Regions from separate parts of the Homo sapiens genome. Here region 1 is linked to region 2. Evidence: chromatin contacts called from ENCODE Hi-C or POLR2A ChIA-PET data. All regions are on one chromosome and are shown on one strand. Each heading gives the region's core, a stretch centred on a gene start or an enhancer-like site at or near the end of the contact. The rest is flanking DNA. Distances are from core to core; before and after follow the strand shown.

What was found. Hi-C counts contacts between places; a loop is a spot of excess contacts on that map. ChIA-PET counts read pairs that join two places held with the same protein, here RNA polymerase II (POLR2A). Pooled maps may share reads with other maps.
Region 1: a map with no recorded cell type shows a loop between it and region 2 (2.4-fold over the local background). The contact joins the enhancer-like site here to the promoter of RHOF in region 2. A Hi-C loop is called at or near these places in 3 of 37 single-sample maps with no recorded cell type and 2 of 50 pooled maps. POLR2A ChIA-PET finds 5 or more read pairs at or near these places in 3 of 52 experiments (BJ, OCI-LY7 and activated T-cell).

The regions. Positions count from the first base shown.
Region 1 is chr12:122,403,647-122,408,227 of GRCh38, forward strand. The region is part of intron 1 of CLIP1 (CAP-Gly domain containing linker protein 1); the gene reads right to left. Among named protein-coding and RNA genes, the nearest start is that of CLIP1-AS1, 10 kb to the left of the region's middle. RefSeq lists an enhancer at 1-12. Within about 2 kb of position 1,550, at least 8 of the 41 ENCODE cell types and tissues checked have a DNase peak (open chromatin) inside an H3K27ac peak, as active enhancers do.
Region 2 is chr12:121,790,841-121,795,566 of GRCh38, forward strand. It overlaps RHOF (ras homolog family member F, filopodia associated), which reads right to left and starts at 2,848. Exons shown (of 5, transcript NM_019034.3): 1 at 2,656-2,848; 2 at 2,312-2,399. The coding sequence starts at 2,793. It overlaps LINC01089 (long intergenic non-protein coding RNA 1089), which reads right to left. Exons shown (of 4, transcript NR_152740.1): 4 at 4,427-4,726. It also overlaps a transcript of SETD1B not described here. RefSeq lists enhancers at 1,919-2,750, 2,756-3,296, 3,243-3,292, 3,837-4,377, 4,673-4,726 and a silencer at 2,223-2,762.

The DNA of each region.
Region 1 (4,581 bases), core at 300-2,799, 610 kb after region 2:
TAGCTGGTATTACAGGCACCCGTCACCACACCCAGCTAATTTTTTTTTATTTTTAGTAGAGACAGGGTTTCACCATGTTGGCCAAGCTGGTCTTGAACTCCTGACCTCAGGTGAACCACCCACCTTGGCCTCCCAAAGTGTTGGGATTACCACATGAGCCACCGTGCCCAGCCGCATATAGCTGTTTCATTGGCCCATATTCTAACACCTGGGAAACTTGTTAGTCTTCCGAATAAGATACAGAACACTCCTTGTGCACATTTACACAGAGTGGTCCGATGACATGATGACACTGTGTGACTGCTCAGAATGTGTGCCCTAACAACAGTTCCGTGACTCAAAATCAAACCACAGGGCATGAAGGCAGGGAGCATGCACTCCAAGGTAGAATACCCGGTAAGCGCATGAGTGAGCGGTCTACGCGAGCTGAGGACAAGTGACAGACACCTAAGAGCATCGTTGACTCTGGCTTCCCAAAGCTTGGCCCTGAACACAGGGAAAATGTGTGTGACGCCACCAAACACAGTTTGGGGCGCAGGCCACAGAAGGGCCAATGTATCAAATCAGTGCACTAACAAGCGAGATTCACTGGACAGAATATAAAGCAGGGGCCTGGAGACACTGGTTTCAGTATCAACTAGTAGGCTGATTTAAAAGGTAACAGAATAGGCCGGGTGCAGTGGCTGACGCCTGTAATCCCAGTACTTTGGGAGGCCAAGGTGGGTAAATCACTTGAGGCTAGGAGTTCGAGACCTTCGGGCTGGCCAACATGGTGAAACCTGTCTCTACTAAAAATATAAAAATTAGCTAGAAGTGGTGGCACATTCCTGTAATCCCAGTTATTCAGGAGTCTGAGGCAGGAGAATCGCTTGAACCCGGGGAGGTGGAGGTTGCAGTGAGCCAAGATTGCGCCACAGCACTCCAGCCTGGGCAACAGAGCAAGACTCCATCTGAAAACAAAAAACAAAGGCCAGGTACAGTGGCTCACGCCTGTAATCCCAGCACTTTGGGAGGCCGAGGCAGGTGGATCACGAGGTCGGATCCATCAAGACCATCCTGGCTAACACAGTGAAACCCTGTCTCTAATAAAAATACAAAAAAAAAAAATTAGCCTGGCATGGTGGCGGGCGCCTGTAGTCCCAACAACTCAGGAGGCTGAGGCAGAATGGTGTGAACCCGGGAGGCGGAGGTTGCAGTGAGCCAAGATCGCGCCACTGCACTCCAGCCCGGGTGACAGAGCGAGACTCCATCTCAAAAAAAAAAAACAAAACAAAAAAAAACCAACATGGTGCCATGTGTTCACACTTCCATTCTTCCATTCAGTTCCACATATCCCCATCAAGTTCACTGCCTTGTCTATAGGACTGACTTAAACCACCTCTAGAGTCAGGTGTCAGAATAAGAGCATTCCATCATCTTCAAAAACACATGCCTTTCACATGAGATTACTTGTTTTATTGAATATTAAAGTCACTCAGCCTGTCCTTTTTTCCATTCCTGTCATGACTATTTATAAGCACCAATATTTCTTCACTGATCTGCATCCCCTGTGTAATCCCATGAGACGTTCTGTCACTGCTGCATGGCTCCTGTTGCCGTCATTGCCTAGATTCACAAGGGACGCGTTCTCGCAAGTACTATGGTCAAAAAAGTCAGAAGGATTCCAGGAGCCGTAACTCTAGGTTTTTTTTAGTCTTTTGTCACTTTACTGTGCTAGGACCACTAAGATCTATTTTCACTGATATTTCTCTAAGTATGTGGGTATTTATGTATGCTTCATACACGATATATTATATATAACTTTTTAAATAGGCCAGACTCAGCTTTAAAATTAACACAAAGATTAAAAAAGCAAATAGCAGCCAGGCGCGGTGGCTCACACCTGTAATCCCAGCACTTTGGGAGGCCAAGGCGGATAGATCACCTGAGGTGAAGAGTTCAAGACCAGCCTGGCCAACATGGCAAAACCCCATCTTTACTAAAATACAAAAATTAGCCAGGTGTGGTGGTACACACCTATAATCCCAGCTACTCGGGAGGCTGAGACAAGAGAATCACTTGAGCAAGGGAGGCAGAGGTTGCAGTGAGCAGAGATCATGCCACCACACTATCTCAAAAAAAAAAACAAAAAGGAAACAGCAGCCGGGTGTGGTTGCTCACGGCCGTAATCCCAGCACTTTGGGAGGACAAGGCGAGCGGATCACCTGAGGTCAGACGTTCAAGACCAGCCTGGCCAACTTGGTGAAACCCCCTCTCTACTAAAATGCAAAAATTAGCCGGGCATGGCGGCAGCTCCGGTAATCCCAGCTACTCAGAAGGCTGAGGCAGGAGAATCGCTTGAATCCGGGAGGCAGAGGTTGCAGTGAGCCTAGATGGCACCACTGCACTCCAGCCTGGGTGACAGAGCAAGACTCCATCTGGGGGATGGGGGGCGGGAAGCAAACAGCATATCTTTAAGGATAAAGTACGAAAGATGAGTAAATATTGTAATCACTGTTTATTTAAAAGGTCAATGCCGGCCAGCTCAGTGGCTCACGCCCATAATCCCAACACTTTGGGAGGCCAAGGTGGGCAGATAGTTTTGAGCTCAGGAGTTTGAGATCATCCTAGGAAACATGGCGAAACCCTGTCTCTGCAAAAAATACAAAAATTAGCCAGGCGTGGTGGTGCGTGCCTGTGGTCCCACAGAGTGAGACCTTGTCTCAAACAAGTAAAAATAAATGGATCAATGTGAAAAGCCCATTCAGACACTAAAGGACTGACACAAGTCAGTAAGTATCAGAAAATTAACTGGCCCCTTAATTCAAAAGGAGCTACAAGGAAGTTTTATTTCCAATTTCTAACTGAGACAAACCTTACAGAGCAATTTATAAAATTAGCCTGCTAACCTTAAGTGTTGATTTGAGAATATCACACAATAAGACACTGACAGTAAATACAAAGTTTATGGTATCTTTCCAAAGTCAAGAGTAGACATACCCCTTTGAAAAATTATTCTGTGCTTAAGAAAATTATATGTATTTAAAACTTAAGGTGTGTATGACATAGTACAGAATACAAGTTGTACCTAGAGAAGTTTTAAAAAGGAAGGACAGGATTAAAAACTAACCCAGGGAGAAGGTTGGGGCATAAGACAATGTTTTTTTTAGAGATGGAACTCTGAGCTCTGATGCAACTGCCTGCAATTATGAATGCCTTTGCACAGCTCAGTCTGAGTGCAGATTTATATTCCTACTACTTAGCACGCAGAAAATAAAGAGCCTCCCAATGTTCCTCCATCTGCAAAAAAAAAAAAAAATGTTTTAAGGGAACATGGAAAGCTGAATAATTTGAGTTATTTTGTTCATTTACACAAAATTCTACAAAATTCCTGTGACTTTGTAACTCTAACACATACCACTAGCTTAAGACACAGATCTTAAAAGGGGCTGAAATTACTAGGCCTCTCTAGTATCTCCCAGAAGAACTTACTTAATGGGTCGGCAGCAGTCAATTATACTAACGTGTAAAAAGAAGCAATGTGCTTAATATAGCATCATAAAATGTTAGAATCAGAAGAGACTGTAGCAATCTAGTTCAACTCTCTCATTTTACCAACAAGAAAACTGATTCTAAAAAGTGAAATCACTTGTCAAGGTCATACTTACTTAACAGTCTAGGACTAAAACCCCAATCTCCAGGCTCCTGACCCTAATGTAAACTGATGAATAAATGTTTCTAAATTATTATATACAGCAGTGAGATCAAAGAGTCAATCTCAAGGCAAGTTAAAACTGACCTCCCCAGCCAAGGTGGTTCACACCTGCAATCTCAGCACTTTGGGAGGCTGAGGCAGGAAGATCACTTGAGCCCAGGAGTTCAAAACCAGCCTGGGCAACACGGCAAAACTCCATCTCTACAAAAAATTAGCCAGGTATGGTGTCGCGTGCCTGCAGTCCAGGCTATCTGGGAGGCTGAAGGAGGATCACCTGAGCCCAGGAGATTGAAGCTGCAGTGAGCTGTGATTGTGCCACTGCACTCCAGCCTGGATGAGTTTTTTTTTTTTCTTGAGACAGAGTGAGAACACGTGCTACAAGGAGGGTTTTTGGTGAGACCCTGTCTCAAAAAAAAAAAAAAAAAAAAAAAAAGAATTGATTTCCCTTTCCATTCTTCACAAAGGAAAAAAGTTGGCATATTGTTGCCTGCCCCTTAAACAGTCAGACATGGCCCACACCAAAAGCAAAAGCATACCAAAACTGCTCTGAACAAGAAAAGGGTACAAAGACAACTCCTAGAAGAATCAAGGTCTTTCATATTGGATTGGGTTTTTTTCTTTTCATAAAAGCTTTCTTGCCTGTAATGCCAGCACTTTGGGAGGCCGAGGCAAATCACCTGAGGTCAGGAGTTCAAGACCAGCCTGACTAACATGGCGAAACCCCATCTCTACTAAAAATACAAAAATTAGCCAGGCATGGTGGCGGGCACCTGTAATCCCAGCTACTCAGGAGGCTGAGGCAGGACAATCACTTGAACCCGGGAGACGGAGGTTACAGAGCTCACACCATTGCACTCTGGCCTAGACGATAAGAATGATACTCCGTC
Region 2 (4,726 bases), core at 1,598-4,097:
GGGCAGGGATGGTAGGAGGATCTTTTTAATTTTTTTTAATTTTTATTTTTTGAAACAGGGTCTCGCTCTGTTGCCCAGGCTGGAGTGCAGTAGCGTGATCTTGACTCACTGCAATTTCCGCCTCCTGGGTTCAAGCAATTCTCCTGCCTCAGCCTTCCGAGTAGCTGGGACTATAGGTATGTGCCAACACGCCTGGCTAATTTTTATACTTTTAGTAGAGACGGGGTTTCATCATGTTGCCCAGGCTGGTCTTGAACTCCTGGCTTCAAGCAATCCTCCTGCCTCAGCCTCCCAAAGTGCTGGGAGATGTAGTCTCGCCCTGTCACCCAGGCTGGACTGCAATGGCACAATCTCGGCTCACTGCAACCTCTGCCTCCCGGGTTCAAACGATTCTCCTGCCTCAGCCTCCCGAGTAGCTGGGATTACAGGTGCCCACCACCACACCCAGCTAATTTTTGGATTTTTAGTAGAGATGGGGTTTCACCATGTTGGGCAGGCTGGTGGACATCATATATTAATCTGATTTAATCCTCATGACCCTCTTAGTGCTCATGACAGATCAGGAAACTGAGGCCCAGACATCCCCAATGATACGTAGCCAATAGAGCTGGGGTCAAAGCCCAGATCTGACTCCAAAGAGGATGGCAGGAACAGGATGGGACCATGGATGGGATCCCCATGGTGCCAGTGGTCGCCTGCTTCTGGTGACTGTAGCAGGGGATGCTCCTCCATCCCTCTGGTAGCAGCTCTTAGCACAAATTCTTCCTACAGCAACTTGCAGCTTTCCAGAATCTCCACAACTCAATCTACTCTGACATGTTCCTTGAGCATCTCTCTCTGGGCAAGGCCAGAAAGGCCATCCCTGTTCTTATGATGTGGAGGCTGCCCTGAACAGTGAACCCCGGGACCTGATAGGGGAGGCCCTGATGGCAGAGGAGGAGGAAAGAAAAAACCTCCTGACCTCTTGCAGGGCAGTGGGTTGCTGTGAATGTCTCCACCCAGCAGCACTTGACTCAAAAAGTGGGTCAATGACCTTGCCCCTCCCTGGCTACTGCACAGGAAACATGAGAGTAAAGGTGTCCCAGACCATGACTTTTACTACCCCCGGGCCACGCCCCGGGAATTCCTCTGATGCCTCAGCTCTCCCAGCTCACCAGGGGCTAGAGACAGGCGCTGTTTTGGGGTTGGCCCTACAGGGCCCACATCCCACAAAGACAGGTTCCTCAGAGGCCACGATAGGACCTGCTGAAGTCGGAATGGAGGGGGGCTCTGAGCTAGGACAGCCCCTTTTCGGGTCCTCTCCAAGGTCTAGGTGGGGGTGGAGGTGTCTGGATTTTGGCTCCATCCTAGGTCAGTGTCTGACCTCACCTCACACACACAAGGCTTGGCTGGCCGGAGAGGGCCACCGGATGACGTGGTTCCCTGCAGGTCACTAAACACTGAGTCACAGAGGTGGGGTGAGGCCCCACCTGGGGATCTCAACCTTTGGTCCCCAATGTTGATGAAGCCCAGATGGGAGTCAGGGTCCTCCCACTGACTGTTTCTCCTGTCCCCACCCCTCACAACACCGACTCCCAAGCAATTGCACATAAATCCGTAAACCACCCGTGGGGGCCTGCAGGTGGCAGGCAGAGCCTGGTGTGGGGCCCCTGCCCCCAGTGCTCTGTTCCTTCCTCAGTTCATTTTCTACACTGTCTGGTTTTGTCCCAGGGAACTAGGAAAGCACAGAAGTAATTGTAGCCACGCAATTCCAGAACCACCAACTGCAAGCCGTGGAATCCTGGGAGCTGCAGACACAGAACTCGCATCCACAGGACCCCAGAGCCTCAGGCTGCAGAGCGCAGGCCACAGAGCCCTGGAGCCACAGGCTGATCTGCAGCCGGGAGCATCCCAGAACCACAGGACCCAGACACACAGCCCAGGCAATCCGAGCACCAAGGGACTCAAATCTGCAGCTCACAGAGTCTGCAGAGACCACAGCAGGTAGCGCAGCAATCCTGGAACCATGGGAGGCCCAAGAGCAGCCCACTGCTTTCTAGAACCACAGGAGAGGAACGAGCTGTGGGCTCTCAGCACAGAGCTGGGAGGGTGGCCCCAGAGTTCACCTCCTCCTCCAAACACCTTCCACTTACGTATAGGGCTTGGCCTCTAGGGCCCCGCAGCCAGCGCCCCTGAGCGGCCTCCAGGAGTGAAGAGCCGGCCAAGGCCCTGCCAAGGCTGCAGGGCGGGGACACCCAGTGGGGGACGCCCGGGAGGGGAAACCCTTCGGGCGGGCGGACCCTCGGGCCCCCCGGCGCGCAGGCGCACTCACCGGCCGTGTCGTAGAGGTTCAGGGTCACCTCCTTGCTGCCAACGGTCACGCTGGCCGTGTACTTCTCGAACACCGATGGGGCGTAGTGCTGCGGGAGAGGGGGTCGGGTTGGTCCTTAGTGGGGCCGGCGGGGGCCAAAGTTCCAGCTGAATCCACTGTCCACCCCCCTCACTCGTCCCGGATCAGCCCCCCCTCACCCCGCTGGGCTCTGGAATTCCCGAGGGGGCGCCCCGGGGTGGCGGCCGCCTGTCCGTGCTCGGGACGCTGGGGACTGAGGGTCGGGGCTCTGGGCTCAGGGTAAGGGGCGTCCCTCGCCCCCACCCCAGCCCCGCTGCGGGCCTCACCTCGGGGAAGGAGCCCTGGCTGTACACCATGAGCAGCGAGGTCTTGCCGCAGCCGCCGTCGCCCACGATCACGATCTTCAGCTCCTTCCTGCCCGGACCGGGGGCGGCGGTCTGGGCCAGGGCCCCGGGGGCATCCATTGCCCGGAGCCCGCAGCACTGGCGGCGGCGCGCCGGGCACTAGCGGAGCCAAGAGGTCGGGGGCGGGGCGGGGCCGGAACCAGCCCCGCCCACTCGGAGCAGCGCCGCCTCCGCCAGGCAGCCTCCCGGCCGACCTCCCAGCCTCAGTTTCCTTTCTGCTAAGGTCTCAGCCCTGGGTGTGGGTATTCAGCTCTCAGTCCCAGGGATACTGCAGCACCGGAAAAACGGGGCTCAGCTGCGAGCAAAGCTCCCACCCCCAACCCACCGCCACCCTCCGCGCGTCACGTCGCGCCCCTCGCCGGCGAGACCCGATCGTGGCTGCCCAGCGACTCCAGGTGCCCCTGATTAGCAGGCTCCGCCTTCGGCAGGGACCCTCTGATTGGCTGGCGCGGCCAGACAGGGTCTCCCGGATTGGCTGGCTGTGCCTCCGCACCGGGTTCGAGAAGCCCCCGGCCTCCAGCTCCGGGAAGAGCCCCTCAACTTTGCACTGCCCCAGCGGTGTGGCTTGGCACATGTCCGCCTCTGGCCTCAGCTTCCCCACAGGAGGTAGCGGCGGTGGCACCAGGGAAGATGCTGACGCGAGAGTCATGTCTGCCCACCTCGCCTGGGCCAGGGACGCCAGCGTGCACGCGGGTTCGGGGTGAGGGACTGGGCTCCGCTTACCCGCACCCCGACCCTGGGCTGCAGGGTGGACGTCTGACGCCCTCTGCCGGGCAATCGCCTCGGCGCCGGCCGCTCCGGGCGCAGGTTGGCCCGAAACCACTAGGGGCGGCCGCCTCCTTCCGGCAGGAGCCAGAGGCGTGAACCACGCAAGACGTCGTCAGGGAGGGGCAGGTTGGAGTAGCTCTAGTTGAAGTCAACTTGGTCCCTCTCCTGGAGCTTTGGAGACTGATAACCCCACACCCACCAAGAAATGTAAGAAAATGCGTTTCCTTGCCAGCAGCCACATGTCCTTCATCCCAGGAATCCCCCCAACTCTCCCATCCCCTGATCAAAACAGCTTATTTGTTGAGCACTTACTGTAGGCAGTGCTATCAGGGCTGCTGGCTGAATTACCCGTAACCCCCACCCCTCCTCTTACTCCTCACCCTGGGCGGGCTGACTGCCCTCTGCACCACCCAGATGAGTCGACAGGGTGGCAGAGGGACCCCCCCCTGGAGCCGGTCCACGGCAGACAGGCACGAGAGCATGGCCGAGAGTGGGATCCTACCAGCTGGGGTAGGAAGAGCCCATTTCTAACAAAACCCCCAACAGCAGCATGGTTGGGGGCAAGTGGCCTTCGTAGTTTCCTCAGATAGGGGCTGGCAGGACTCAGGATCTTTTTGCTGGCGACCCCACCCCGAAGACTCCCAGTTTTCAAGGTCTCGGCAAGGGTCATGTAAACCTCACTTCGTGGAGGAAAACCGCCAACCTGGCAGTTCCATGGTCAAGGTTCTCACAGTGCAAGCAAGGCACGGTCTGACCACCAGAGGGCAGCAGCGACCGCCCACAGAATCCCAAGACCACAGCAGAGCTGGGAAGGGGAGGCCGGGGAGGCACCCCAGGTTCTCAGTGGACGCCCTCTTCAGGCACTGGGCAAAGGGTAATCTCCTGGGTCAAGCACCCCCTAGACAAATGCACAGCAACTCATCCATTCCTTTTTTGCAACACGTTTATTGAGAGGCAGTTGTGCTCCAGCCTTCCAGGAGGTCACAGTCTTAGGGGAAGCAGTGCAATGGAGGTTGGAAGCAGGGGAACCCTTTACTGAAGGCTGAGCGCTGGCTGGCACACTAGGCCTGGCAGCACTGGAGGGCAGGCAGGGAAAGTAGGGTGGGTAACCCAGCCTGGCAAATGCACGGCAGCTAGAAAACCTCTTCAGGTTCTGGGGTGGCTGGGCCATGAGAGGGGAGGCCAGGCAGGGCTGTCAAGGTAACCGGGGTCAGATCATGGAGTT